3 separate regions of the Homo sapiens genome follow, and all the other regions are linked to region 2. The links are chromatin loops, found by intact Hi-C in ENCODE. Cell type or tissue: PC-3. All regions are shown on one strand. Region 1 has its middle 44 kb from the start of AGR3. Region 2 overlaps LOC101927609 (a long non-coding RNA gene). Region 3 overlaps LOC107986772 (a long non-coding RNA gene).

Evidence for each region. Hi-C counts contacts between places; a loop is a spot of excess contacts. Peaks named below come from ENCODE experiments on the same cell type or tissue, not always from the same donor. Only the 100,000 strongest peaks of a DNase experiment are listed, where the experiment ranks them.
Region 1: it touches region 2 in a loop (9-fold over the local background); 1 of 110 quality-filtered maps calls a loop at or near these places.
Region 3: a loop joins it to region 2, with 3 times the contacts of the local background. A loop is called at or near these places in 1 of 110 quality-filtered maps.

Annotation. Positions count from the first base shown.
Region 1 is chr7:16,923,361-16,928,360 of GRCh38, forward strand. No RefSeq gene overlaps it. Among named protein-coding and RNA genes, the nearest start is that of AGR3, 44 kb to the left of the region's middle. In PC-3, CTCF peaks have their summits at 3,106 (motif pointing right) and 3,305; DNase peaks (open chromatin) are centred at 71, 3,171, 3,711 and 4,911; H3K4me3 peaks cover 1,194 bases; H3K27ac peaks cover 3,568 bases.
Region 2 is chr7:17,274,251-17,279,250 of GRCh38, forward strand. All of the region lies in intron 5 of LOC101927609 (a long non-coding RNA gene), which reads right to left. Among named protein-coding and RNA genes, the nearest start is that of AHR, 22 kb to the right of the region's middle. In PC-3, no CTCF peak of the experiment used is centred here; DNase peaks (open chromatin) are centred at 511 and 2,061; H3K4me3 peaks cover 1,565 bases; H3K27ac peaks cover 3,147 bases.
Region 3 is chr7:17,182,871-17,187,870 of GRCh38, forward strand. All of the region lies in intron 1 of LOC107986772 (a long non-coding RNA gene), which reads left to right. The region is part of intron 6 of LOC101927609 (a long non-coding RNA gene); the gene reads right to left. Among named protein-coding and RNA genes, the nearest start is that of AHR, 110 kb to the right of the region's middle. RefSeq lists an enhancer at 3,052-3,121. In PC-3, no CTCF peak of the experiment used is centred here; DNase peaks (open chromatin) are centred at 2,671 and 2,961; H3K27ac peaks cover 2,050 bases.

The DNA.
Region 1 (5,000 bases), 350 kb before region 2:
GGCCATTTAACGTAAGTTTCACTGTTACTGTGCTTTGGGATGTAGTCTTCAGCTCTGCAATGTCAGAAATTTGGCATTATCCTTGAAGCTGGGTTTGAGGGGACTGATTCACAAACAGAACTCATGAAAGACAAATATGTAAAACCAGAATACTAGTTTATTACTTTACCAAGGAAAACAAATTACTTTCCAGTAAGGCAGGTTAAAGGAATTACCTTTAGAATCAGACCACAATGCCTCTGAGTATAACAACTTCTCTAGGTATTGGGTTAGTCAAATGGGAATGAGTATAATACTTACATTATGGGGTTGTGTGAAGAATGTTGGACAGAATGTAAGCAAGCGGTTTGTTTGGCGTAAAGGAAGTAACTGTTATGATCATTTATATCATTTTACAATATGATGTAGAGAGTAATTGATTAACTCCCAGGTAGCAGAATCGAGCTGGAACCAGGTTTTCTGACATGTGTTTCTACAAGAGCTTTGTGATCATGGATCTCAGCAGTTTGCTTCACACTGAAGGTTCTTTCCACGTCCAGGGCTGCCCGAGATTACCCATCACACTTTGCCTTATATGAAAGTGCAAATCTCACCTTCAGAACTGACCATTCAGCAGTTGTGAAGAAGTAGTTCTGGAATTTTTATCTCTCTTAAGTCATTTTGCTACTAGATATAAAATCTTCTGATACATTGCCATTTTATAGGGCAACATATTTTTTCTTAGTTCAATATTTGTGACTAACACGATGTGTGGCAGTTGTCTAAGTTCATGGATACAGTTTTAGAAATCCCCACCTCTCCCTTCTTTATTGCTTTCCAACTAATCTTATAGACATTTTTTCTTTAAAGTCTGCCTTTTTTTTTTTTTTTTTTTTTTTTTTTGACAAAGTCTCACTCTGTCACCCAGGCTGGAGTGCAGTGGTGTGATCTTGGCTCACTGCAACCTCTGCCTCCTGGGTTCAAGTGATTCTCCTGCCTCAGCTTCCCGAGTAGCTGGAACTACAGTCACACGCCACCATGCCTGGCTGATTTTTTGTATTTATTTATTTATTTATTTATTTTTTGAGAAGGAATTTTGCTCTCGTTGCCCAGGCTGGAGTGTAATGGCGTGATCTCGGCTCATTGCAACCTCCGCCTCCCAGATTCAGGCGACTATCCTGCCTCAGCCCCCTGGTAGCTGGGATTACAGGCCCCTGCCACCACACCTCGTTAATTTTTTGTATTTTTAGTAGAGACGGGGTTTCACCCTGTTGGCCAAGCTGGCCTTGAACTCCTGGCCTCAGGTGATCTGCCTGCCTTGGCCTCCCAAAGTGCTGGCATTACAGGCATGAGCCACCGTGCCTGGCCTAAAGTCTAGCTTTAAAGTCTGACTTCAGCTTTGAGTCTTGCAATAGATGACTTAGGATCTCGAAGGTGGCAGTAGAGAATAGTAGGAAGAAAGCAAGTGAGGATTCAGGAGATATGGTTCTACTCCTAGCTCCAACTATTCTGCACCTTGGGCCAATTGCTTTCTCTCTGTATGGCCAATTTCTTTACTTGTTAATTAGGAAAGATGTTTGCTTTACCCATATGGGAGAAATAAATGAAACACTATAGTGTGTTGAAAACTATAAAGTCAATGCAAATTATTGCAGAATGAGGTAACCCTGGCCTGGTTCTAGCCCTCAGCCACTCAGCCACTACCAAATCTTTACTCTTTCTGAGAGCATAATCACAGTCTCTAACTTTAAAGGGATGATGTGCACTCTACATTACAGCATTTTTGTAAGGTTCAAATGAAGGGGACAAAAGGACCTGAAAGCATTTTGTAAACTGCAGAATACCACATGAATGCAAAGGTGGCATCACAGGACTTTACTGCTTCCTTGCTCTGTGTCCTCAGGCAAATTGGGCACCTGTCAGGTCTCCAGTTCTTTACCTGAGGGCTTATGCAACTTTTAATCACCGCCTATTCAGAAATCTGTTTAAACTGACTATGTATATATATTTTTATGCAACTTTTAATCACTGTCTATTTAGAAATCTGTTTAAACTGACTACGTATGTATATTTTTCTTTTGTAAAAAATTTTAAGGCTTGTCAAGTGTATTTTTAAAAACAATAGTGATACTTCTGACTCTTAAATACCTTTCAAGTGCGTTATGACAGGCTTCTTCTACTCTAATGGCATTTGTTACTAATTGCTTCATGAAATCGTAATCCTTTGTTTATTACTTACAGAAATGATTTCCAGTCAACATTCTTTGACCCTAAAGTAAGTTAAAATTCCTAAAATATTGAACAGATCTTGACCAATTATAATTTGTTTTTTGTTTGTCAGAATGGGAGTGAGCCATGACTTGGATGGACAGGGCTAGGGATGGAGGCTCTGGAAGACGTTCTTTGAAGTATCACTTTCAGCTTACTCTTCTCACCAAAGGCCATCCAGCAGCCCTCTCCTCTTCCCCACAGCACACATTTTGCATTTGTAACCAGAGAAGGGAATGATGACGTGGTAGCATTGTCCTTTGAGTCTCATCTTCTCAAAGGCAGAGGTCACATTTTCTAGTGTTGTACCTAACCTAGTTTTTGTATAGTTAAAAAAAAAAATCAGGCAAGTTGTCAATGTGAAAAATCTTTCAGCCTCGTGTTTGTACACATAGGAGATGAGAAATGTTTTAATGTGAAAGTAAGAATAGTGGCAATTCATCTCCTTCCTGTTCCTAGGTTACAGCTGCTCAGTAAAGTTGGGTTGCATCTCAGGAACAGAGAGCAATTTATTTCTACAGCTGTGTGAAATGGGGCCAGCTTGCATCCATGGAGGCAGAGATGCCCTCAAGTTTTTGGCTTATTTTTAGTTCCCTTATATCAATGTATACACGTGTGATAATATAGTGTAGTGCATCCAACAGCATTTTTTAGGCCCCACATTTGGGATTTCAGATGGCAGCAGCAATTCTTATTTTTTGGTTAAATTTTGTGGAAGTCTAACAAATGGATTCTCTGAGTCATTGAAAGGTATGCTTAAAAACAGGTACTCTGTATAAAACAGCTGGTCAAGTTTTTGGATTAGAACCTTTCAATCAAGTAACATCTTGGGAGACTGTAGGAGCTGTACAGGCCACTTGGTGGTGCTCATGACAGGGCAGCTCTCTTCCAAAGGATATGAATCTTCACAGTTGTAACATTTTAGTTCTGCTTTACTGAACAGAAAGCGGTTCCATTCCAAATTTGATCCTAAATGCGAAACCACAGTGTGCTATAAAACATTGAACATTCCTGCAAAAACAGACAGAGGTGGAGTTTGTTTGCACAGATCCAGAAAAGTCTTCTGTCAACAACCTCTTCTCACAGAGAATCGTACATCTAATGTGTGGCTAAAAGGCATTTGGATATGTCAAGTCCAAGCAAACCGTAACTAGCATTCTAATGACCTTCTATTGTTAGATAAATGATAACATTATAGAATGAAGGTCACAAGGGAAAAGGAACATATTCTCTTCCTCACTCAGTAAATTTATGACAGCAAGGATCCAGAAATCCTAGGGAACACAGGCCAAATACACCTTTTGCATGAGGGGTCTATTTAACAAAATGAAATGAGCACAGCAGGGAAGTTTTTTTAAAAAACTTTGCTTTATTTATAAGTAAACATTGGACACCAAGATTTATATATCATGTATGACCTGTACATACCTTGAGGGCTGTTTACTGTACCTTGTCTGTCTTTATGTTGTTAGTTAAACAGTGAGTCATAAAAATGCCCCAATAACACATTTTCTATCAACTGTCCAGGAAAATCTAGTTCCTTTACCACACAGAAGCAAAAGTGATATTCTTTAAAAGGAAAACCAGATAATGTCCTTAAAAAATGGCTTCCCAATGGTTTATGATGAAATCCAGACTCGATTAGGCTGACATAACATGCCTCTTGCTCATTTCTCTGCCTTCATCTCTCAGAATGCTTCTCTCCATTCTCTGGGCTCCAGGGTCCTGATTTCTTGAAGCTCCTGCAACCTGCCTGGCTTCTTCTGGCTGCAGGATGTAGACACACGCTCCTCACTCTTCCCTGGTTTGCCTTGCCCAGGTCTGTCTCTGAACCATCCTCTTTATCCTCCAGTTTTCAGGTGAAGTGTGTTCTTCTCATAGAAGTCTTTCCCGTTGACCTTATCTTAAGTGGTTCCCTCGTTATTTCTGGACCTTTATTTGTTTTATTCATAGTATTTATCCAGTCATTAAAGTTTGTCCTTTGTTGTTGTTTACTTATTTTTAAAAGGAATTTTATCTGCTTGCATTCAAATTGTGACTCTAAATATTATGAATTAGGGACTCTGAAAATAATGTGACTTCTCTAAAACTCAGTTTTCTCATCTAGAAAGTGAGCTTACTATTTACCTGATAGGGTTGTTTGTCATAAAGAATTAACACACGAAAACAAGCAAAGTGTGTAGAACCTGTCCTAGTACATAATAAAATATCAATGCATATTAACTATTATTAGTGCTATTTTAATCAACACTGCATCTGGGTGGTAGAACATTCCTCCCTTGCTAATTGCACCTTCTTCTCTTTTCCTTCCTTTAGGGAGGGCTTCCCTGACTATGCTTCATAAACTCAGGCCAGGCCCCCTAGTATTCCATTCCCTGTCCCATTGCCCTGCTTAATCTATCTCCACAGTATTTAAAATTTTTTGTATATATTTATCTGTTTTTATTGATGATATCTCTTTCCCACTATAATTTAAGCTCCATGAAAGACCCTATATTTCAAGGGTCCAGTAGAGGCAGATATTATGCACTCAATGAATATCTGTTGCATTAGTAAATAATTGAGAAATCATTGTCATTATCACCATCATCATTTTTCCTCTCTAAAAAGTAAGCAGGGATTGTACCTGCCTACCTTATGTGTACATTCCTGACGTGAATCATAGTTCTTGGCAAAAAGTCCTCTGTCAATATTTGTCAAAGGAATGAATTTTTTCTTTTTTCTTTTTTTTTTTGAGACAGGACTCTTGCCCT
Region 2 (5,000 bases):
GAGAGTTGGTTGTTAAAAAAGAGCATGGTACCTCCCTTCTTCTCTTGTTGTCTCTCTCACCATGTGATTTCTTGCACTCAGGCTCCCCTTCACCTTCCACAATGAGTGGACGGAATCTGAGGTCTGTACCAGATGCAGATGCCAGTGCCATGCTTCTAATACAGTTTGTAGAACTATAAGGAAAATAATCTTCTTTCCTTTATAAATTAGCCTCAGGTAGTCCATTATAGCAACACAGAATAGACTAAGATAAACTCCTTATTTTTCAAATGAAGAAACTGAGGCATAACGACGATACAGGAATGGCCCAGTGGCTTAAAATCTAACAGCAGATTAACTTTCTGCAAATTGATTTGACAGTTATCTTTAAATATATATTCCTTCTAGAAAAGCAGACACTGCTGCTTCTGTCTCATATAATGGTCTCTTTATTTCCTATCGAGTCTCTCCAATGTGACAGGAAGTGGTTTTCCTAAAGCTATGATTAATAGCCTCTATGGTTTGTGAGGCACCGCAACTACACTGCAGGGAACAATACTCTAGTGCCCTCACAGAGTTTCTGAGCCTCCCACAGCTACTAATTTACTATGAGGGAGTAGTTTCTAACTCAAGAAGATTAGATTCTTCTTTATTATATCAGTATCCTTTTATTTTGTTAACCTAATGCCCTTAACATTTCCCACCATTATACTTCTTTCCTTTCTTTTATACCCAAAGTCCTTAAAATAAGTAGTGTATGCTTACCACCTCCTTTAACTTTCTCACTGTTTAATCTGCTTTTTGGCTGCTTTCCATATGCCAATATTCTGCACGTCAGGGACTTTCCTTTTAGACGAATTCAAATGTCTTTCCTTAATCTTCTCCCTCTTGATTCCTTGGTCATATTACACAAGTTTAACTCTTGCCCTTCTTGAAACTCTTCCATAATTTGGCTTCCATCATCCTGAACAACAAACTTTCCGACCAACACTGACCACTCCTCTAATTATAACTTATCCTCTTGTCTCTTTTCTGTGGGTATTTCTAAAGCTTACTGGTCTTGTTGCTCTCTTCTCTTGGCAAATTTATCTATGCTGATGGCTTCAGTGACCATGTCAATGTTAATGATCCCCAAATCTTGGTCTTTATTCCTGATCACTCATGAACCTTCTAATCTTATAACTCCACCTGTTCTCTTAGATCTTTGCTATATGCTAACTTATGTCTAAAGCCAAAGTCATTGTCATACTGACTAAATTGTGCTCCTCTCCAATATACCATTTTAAAAAACACTAGAAATTTCTTTTTTTATATGTCAAACATATAGTCATCTTTACTCCTACTTTAAAATGTATTTGAAGAAAGGATTATTCAATTGTATTATTTATTCTTTGTTTTCTTGGTAAATGCCTTCCTTTCTATTATCTGTTGTCATTACCTGCATCCATTCACCCACCCATCCATCCATCCACTCACCATCATGCCCTGGTTAATCTTCCTCCAGATAAACCTACTTATAAGTGATCTGTACAAAAAACCCGCAGTGCCAATTTTCACTTGATTAAGTATATTAAGTGTTCCTGAATATATTAAGCAGTTCCATCTGATATAACTGTTAGTTCTCATCTGCTTCTAACTTGAATTCTCTCTAAATTAAGCATCATGTGCCCTAGGCTGTGCTCTGTTACAAAAGGGTGGGATCGGTACAGTTGATAGCAGCTGTACTACGTCCTTTGTTTGTTCTTATTTGGGTTGGGAGCAGTTCCATGGGGAATAAAGAAGGTGGAGAGAAACATCCCACTACAATGATAGTTTATTTAATAATGTCCTCATGCCAAGGTCATCCTCACTCTTATGAAGTATTAATTCAAAATCTCTAGTTGTCATTTCTAGATTTTGCCAAAGAGTTACTTCCCTTCATGAGGCACAGCTTCCAACAATGTAGAGCCCTTGGCTGCTTTACTTGGAGAGTCTGGCTTCTGTGCCAAATATATGTATCATTCTGTGTACTTTCTAGCTGCAGTCTCTTTAAAAGCCAACTGTGGGTAATCATCTCAGGGAATAGGCATCTATGTTGTAACCCTTGAAGAATGTTAGCAATCTTTTATTTTTCTCCATAATTTTAAAGTCTTGTTTCATAAGCTTATTTATTCTCTGACTTCATTTGGCAAATATTGTTTGACAAATATTCTTGAGCTACTACCATTGGATACCAGGTATTTTGTTTGGTTCTGAGAATAAAATGTGAAATCTAATAGGCCCACACTGTGCCTTCATAGAGTGGGGAGGACAGATACCGGACAAACAATTACAAAGAAGTTTGAGGAGTATAATGAGGGAAGTACAGAGTTCTGTGGAAGCACTTGGTATTAGCATAGCTATCTCAGTTCCACTACTTGCTGGCAGAGAGATCATAATAAAGTTGCTTAACCACTCAAAGGTTCATTTCCTCGTATGTAAAACTGTGGCCAATAATAGCACCTGCTTCATAGATTATTTTTATTAGGATTAAATTTTTAAAAACACATTTAGCGCAGTATTTGGCACATAGTAAGTACCCAATAAATGTTAACTGCAATAATAAAATAACATTAATTTTACATTCCAAATCATTTTATTGCATTAATTTATACTTCTAAAACTTTAAAGTCGTTTTTTTTAATTCTCGGCAGCTATATTTTTTCACTTCTGACTCAAGGCTTTTAAAACTTCTTTATGTTTGTCTATTAATTCAGTTCCTCAGGCATTATTTTATTCAACAAATATTTATTGGGTGCCCACTATATACCAGACTCTGTGTCAGGCACTGATAATAAAATGCTGAGCACAACAAATAGGATCCTTTCCCTGAGGAGCTTACAGTCTACTGAAACGGATGGGCATTAAATAAACCATCACAGGAAGAAGTACAGGATCACAAATGGTCTCAACATAGGTGTAAGTACATTTAAAGAAAAAAAGATAATGATCTTTAACAGGGCAAAGGCAAATGAGATTCAAGCTATAAAATTAGAACTAGTCCTAATGTCATGAAAATATTATACTTTCTTCTAAAGCCCCAATCCTAAAATAATACGGATTAATCTTAAAGGCTAGAATATGTGTTTCCAATAAGCTACTTCTTTGCTCTATAAGGTAGCTGAAAAAAACATACTATTTATTACAATTTTGCAATGGGCTACATTATTCAAATAAGGACAGTTTAAACATGGTCACATCATTTAAAATGATAGCTACACGAAAACTCTGTTAACATTAGAAATATACTATTCTATTTCAATCCAACAATGCCAGCTGCAACATACATGTTTGTTTTGCCAGTGAAAACAAGCAGACACATTAATGAATACACTGATGTTTTATTTAATTTGTTTCCAGGCCCCAGCTCAAAGTGCTTTAAAATGTGGATTCTGGAATCTACCCTAACTGTGAAAACTGTGGCCAGTTACTTAGAATCTCAGTGCTCAGTTTCTTTATTTAGTAAAGTGGGGTTAACAATAGTATCTACCTGAAGTGTTAGAAGAGAATGTGACATGTGCCAGGTGTGGTGGCTCATGCCTGTAATCTTAGCTCTTATGGAGGGAGGGGTAGGAAGATAGCTGGAGCCCAGGAGTTTGAGACTTGCCTGGACAATATAGCAAGATCCTGTTCTCCAAAATAAGGAAAAAAAAGAGACAAAGAAGAGAATGTGACATGTATTGAGAACCCAGTAATACTATGAATGAAATGGTAGCTATTGACGCTAAGCTTAATTTTTTTTCTTTTTCTTTTTCTGTTTTTTTGTTTTGTTTCTTTTTGTTGTTGTTATTTTGTTTTGTGTGTGTGTGTGTGTGTGACAGAGTTTCGCTCTTGTTGCCCAAGCTGGAGTGCAATGCCGCGATCTGGGCTCACCGCAACCTCCGCTTGCTGGGTTCAAGTGAGTCTTCTGAGTCAGCCTCCCAAGCAGCTGAAATTACAGGCATATGCCACCACACCTGGCTAATGTTGTATTTTTAGTAGAGATAGGGTTTCTCCATGTTGGTCAGGCTGGTCTCGAACTCCCGACCTCAGGTGATCACCCCCACTTTGACCTCCCAAAGTGCTGGGATTACAGGCGTGAGCCCCCACACCCAGCCTCTAAGGTTAAATTTTTAAAAATGAAGGATATGACTTAGGGTGACCAGACTCCCTAAGTTGCTGGGGACTGTAGGGTTTCACCTGAGGAAGAACTTCCAGTGAGTCTCGTGAACCAATGATGAAATGTATGATGAATCAAGAATCATGATAAATCTAATTTGGAATACTTGAGGGTCATGAATTTTAGTCCTTGAATTTTGATTGGTTAACAATATTTTAGTGTTTGCCATATCCCAGAAGCAGAAAGCCAGGGAATAATAAATGCCGCCTCAAGCACACCTAGACCAGTCTACTCCTTCCTAAAATAGGCAGAATTTACCACCTATGCTTTAACAAAGGCTTGAATAAGCAGAGCATTTAGAGAGGAGAGTTCAAGGTAACAGAGAGACCACTGGTCTTTAGATATGTCCTAAGAGCATCCCAATAGGTATAGAATGGAGAATAATGCTAAATTAAATTCTGGCATTCTTGCTTTTTTCTTATTCTTCTCATGGAAGGTATATATATTATCTGATGTATTGCTTCCTTTATAAACCTTGAACCTTAATATGGTGTCTAGCAAATGTTTGGTTTTTAGCAACAAATTGTAGAGTTGAATATTTCTTAAGGCTGAAGAGATAAACTTTTTATATTCATTTTTTTCACTTTACAGATCAGTGCCTATTGCAAATTTATAGATCAATTTAAAGAGAATTAGAAAGTTCCAAAGTTTGTTGTCACACAATTGACTTTGCAGGTTGGTATTTATTTTATCAAACATCACTTACATGCCCTTTACAAATCTAGCTTTGGGAAATTACCGTGGTTAGTTTTCTTAGCTCATGCTTCACAATGTATGCAGTTTTGCCAATTGTTGTAATGTCAATATGGGAAATATAATATGCTAAATACAGCTACTGTATTTA
Region 3 (5,000 bases), 91 kb before region 2:
TACTGCAATCCCCCAAATACCTCTGGAACAGAGGCAGAGGTGAAATTTATAGCATCCTCTGAAAGCAGAATGTGAACGAGAAAACTCTCATAAGATTTTTTTTCTAAGTTTGAGTTAGTTCGTTCCTTTTTTAATTTGACTAGTTTTCATTGAGAAAGAAATTTTAAACAAAAAAAAACCCCTCAAATATAAAAATCACACAGAATATTTTAAGTACATTACTTATTAATGTGTGTTTTAGGCAGTGTTCCCTTTTTATGTTTATGAAATTTTATGCTTGCTTTTCTGTTTCAGTATACATAATACTAAGGGGTAGGAACGCTATTTGCAATGACTGGTTGCCTGAAGCAATGCTAACCTCATTTCTGTATATTCTATAGAAGGGAATGACTGTGGATGTTAAGAAGCTCAGAAAAGGAGGGTTCTTGGAGAAATGAGGTATGTGGCTGGGTGCGGTGGCTTATGCCTGTAATCCCAACACTTTGGGAGGCCAAGGCAGGTGGATCACAAGGTCAGGAGTTCAAGACTAGCCCGGCCAATATGGTGAAACCCCGTCTCTACAAAAAATGTACAAAAAAACAAAAAACAACTAGTTGGACATGGTGACATGTGCCTGTAGTCCCAGCTACTAGGAAGGCTGAGGCAGGAGAAGCGCTTGAACCCAGGAGGTAGAGGTTGCAGTGAGCCAAGATTGAGCCACTACACTCCAGCCTGGGCAATAGAGGGATACTCCGTCTAAAAAAAAAAAAAAAAAAAAAAAAATGAAGTATGTACTTTTGCTGAAAAAAAAAATGCAGTCAGAGTCCAATTTGGGGATATGCTAAAAGCACATAATTGGGGAAGCTTGTGCTAGTGCTCATGAAGTATAATTCTTTTGAGAAATGACACAGTGCCTCTTAAAAACTATCGAGCTCTTACCAAAAAAATGCTCAATAAATCACAAACAGAATGCATGTGACAAACTAAATGAATACAAGCAGTTCCAAAGATGTATGATTCAGAAGGTTGACCCAGTTGCTAATGGTCTGATTAGCTGGAACAATTTCTATCTAGAGTGTGCCAGAAACAATCTGAAAGTGATCAGAATAGGCATTTAAAGTCAAAACCAAAGCGTTTGCCATACATTCAAAAACTACTTTCTGACTTGTATAAATTAATTTCACTGTCTCCTGATAGGTTTTGGCTCACCATGTCAAATTCTGGCAACTTAGGGTTATTATCTATTTTATTTGCCTCTAGAGAGAAAAGCTCTCACCCAGATACAGACATCTGTTTGCTCTTAGCACTATTGTTTCTTTCTGGGCTTGCCAACTTTGTCACTTTAAATGTGGCATTTAAAATATTCTTTCAATATGACAGCCTAAGTATAGCTTGTGATAAAAAGCAATCCTCTAAGCAAAGTTGGGCAAAAACAATTTTTGAGAACAAGAAAGCAGGTCAATATGAAATGAATATGTTATACTCAGAAATGGGATCTGTGAGTTCTTGTAGTCTCATTTAACAAATGTCTTTTTGATAGGCTTAATTATAAATCAATAAAAGTGTTAAAGAGGAAATCCCTGATGCTTAAAAAAATTATTTGTTGATTTAATGTAATTTGTCGTTAAAATAATTGCCTCTAAAGATAGTATATCAAGCACACTAATGAATTAAAAATGAACTTAGCAGTTAAACAAATTTTCATGTAAAACATTAAATCTATTTTGAAAATTCACACATTGCTAGATTCAATTTAAAAATTAACCTCAAGCCAGTTTAGAGATGTATGTACTGTAATTTATGTATTATAAAAGTTATAATGTATATTTGCAACAATTCATTTGGGACTATAAATAACCATAATGGCACCAAGAAAAAAGGTGACATCTGAAATTTATTTATCTAAATGATACAGATTTCTAACAATGTAAGATCATTTAGGTTGTCTCCAAAGACAGAAGTAATACGCAACTATATTGGATTGGATGTGCTAAAGACAGCTGAGAACTAAATATCTGCCATTAAGTCCCCAGAGCTCATATCAGAAATGGCATGTTGTCCTCATAGAGATGTGGACTCAACGGTTTGGTAAATATTTTTATGTACATGTAGACTCAGAGGGGACATTTGGCAGTCATGCTGGCAGCTTATTTTCAAATAGTCCAAAGAGTAAAGGAATGTTTATTTTGAAATTACTTTTCGGTTTAAGTACTTTAAAGCCTAGTGTTACCCAATCAGAAGTATGTGTGTGTGTTGAATTTAAAGCAATACATTAAACCTTCTTTTCTTTCTAGAGTAACAGAACTAACAAACATTAAAGGTGTCTTTTGCTGCCACTTTAAGGCTGTTTAATTAAAATTAGAAAGACAATTAATGGGGAAATAAACCAGCATTCACAGAGAGAGTGCAGGCCTGCCAAAGTGAAAAGGTTTTATTTAATAAGGAAATAGGGAAACACCTAAAATCGGTTGTTTATTTCCATTGTTCCTGGAAAAGAATTAAGATTTGGGATTCCAAATACCATCAGAAATGACTGCCTTTGGGGTATTGTTGCATAAGGAAAAGGCTTAAATATCTAAAAATTAAATCCCATTGTCAGATGCATAACAATAAACAATGAGAAGGTTAAAAATGACTATGCTTTTTCAAAGAGCTGAATCTCTGCCATGGCCAATAAATTAGATTACTCATTTCTAAACTACAATTATCTAATGTTGCAGGAACTGACATTTACTTATAAAAGGAATACTTAGTAATGATGACAAAGTAATGATGCTCTCTGGACTAGATTATTGTATGATTTTTATGCTTCCTGATAATAGATATATGATTGTTTTATCATTACTATGTATTTTTGGAGTTCTTTAGTACTTTCATTTAAAAAAAAACTTTCAAGTTCCAACAAAATAAAAAATAGGTCATGGCTTTCTCCGTGCTTTCTTCAGTTTCCAAGAGTGTATGTCTAACATGTGATTTGGTCGGACTGGCCTCCTGTGGACTATCTTTGACTGACTCATATGGTTCATTCCACTTCCCCTTCTTAAGGGTAAGGTTCATATCTTTAAGCAATTAGAAAAAAAAAGCCTACCCTGTTGAAAATAAAACTTACGTTTGAGGTAACACATTAAGACTACACTGCAGTAGATTATAGCCACTTATTCAATCAAAAGCATACAGTATGGCTTTTAACTCCTACTCTGTTTTGAGGCGGGGAGGTGAAGCAACCAGGATATATTAAATAACTATACCAGAGAGAAGAAAATGCTGCAAAAATGAGAGAATAAGACAGAAGGCAAACTTTCTAAACTTCTCAGCTTCGCTGTGAATTGGCTTTGCTTGGATTGTAACTGGGAGGAAAACTGAAAAGGTTAATGGTAGTAGGTTTCTTCCTTGAAGCTGACAAGATTTACACTTTTTAAGAAAAGGATTTATACTTTTAAAGAAAAGCAAAATCTATAAAAAGGGGCCTCATTTCTCAGATGTGGTCTTTGAGATTATCCCTCTACACTTGGCCTGTCTCTATCTTTGTCTCCTAATTTTCTAAACGCAGAAGTCATCCCTATTAAGCCCTCACATGTCTGCTCAGCCCTGGCCTGCATGTCCTGTCTCAGGGTGACAGGTTACTAAGGGCTAGAGAAAATATTGGGAGTATATCCAGTAGTTCAGACACACAGCCTTACAAGCATTCTTTTTGTGGGTTCAGCCCTGGCCCTGTTGACCCTCAAGTGTCCAGCCCTGGATCCTGGTTTTGAGTCCCAGCTCTGTCACAGATTCTTAGCACTGTCCTGGCCCCACCACTTACACGGCTCTGCAGCAGTACCCTGAAAACTGCTGGCTTTTCTCTCTGACACTAGTGCCTTCTCATTTAGACTTGCTTTTATCTCATGTTCCAATCATGACTGGCTTGATAATATGAAACTTACAGATCCTCAGATCATCTCCTTATCCTGGCTCTGCTTTCTGGACACTTGGCTCCATGGTTCCCTCTACTTGGCTTCTCCTTTGTCCATCCATTTTTCAACTTCCACCAGCTTCAGGGGTCTGCCCAGATTCCCGACCTCTATCCCCATCCTGATATCTCCTGGCCAGGACATGTGGGACCACACTGCCATCACCTGGGACCTTTACACCTTGTTTTATCCAAGTAAAATAGAAGTAAATAGGTTTTTTGTTACTGTTGTTGTTGTTGATTATTAAAGTTTCATATTTTATTGACATACTAAGATTGGCTTTAAGTCATTAAATCATAAATCTTTAACAAAGATGATAGAAAATTCAAGTTATAATGATACATCAGGATCAAACGGAATTTGCCCCAAATGGTTCATACATGTTTAATATGTTTTTCACTTAGCTCTAAGCCATCAGTTTCAGTCATGTTTTCTGGTAGGAGAAAAGGAATCAGCTTTATTACATGACAGGCTCACAGAGTCATCAAATAAGTCATCTGATTGGCTCTTACTAGATATATACTGTAAGGTCTGATTAGGAGCACCCTGCCTGCCATCAAGTGGGTGGGGGAGAAGGAAACTGAGCTGACCACTGCATATGTCTCAATAATTTCTTGCTCTTTAGCAAAACTCTATGAGCTTCAGGGGGGTTATGAGGGGGGTGTTCTTAATAATTTCTAGAAGTTAATCCATGATACTAAAGGAATTTGTCAATTATTTTTTGTCAGAAAAAAATTATGGTCTCAAATGGCTCATATATCCCTCTAAAAAATCAGATTGTAGAATGTAGAACCATCTAAATATAAGCATATTAATTCACCCCAATGCTGAGGTGAGTAAAGCTGGAGATTTTCACATCTTCACAGCAAGAGAGCAATTAGTCAAAATTACAATGAATCAAAACTTGGAAAATTTTCCTATCAATTTCCTCATGAAACTGAATGTCTAATAAACCTTTTCTAAAAAACCAGGATAGCATATTTCTATGCTTTTTAAAAAATTGTTGAACATGAATATCAACAAATAGGTTGTAGTAAAATTACTTTAGTTATAAAACTACATTATATTGTG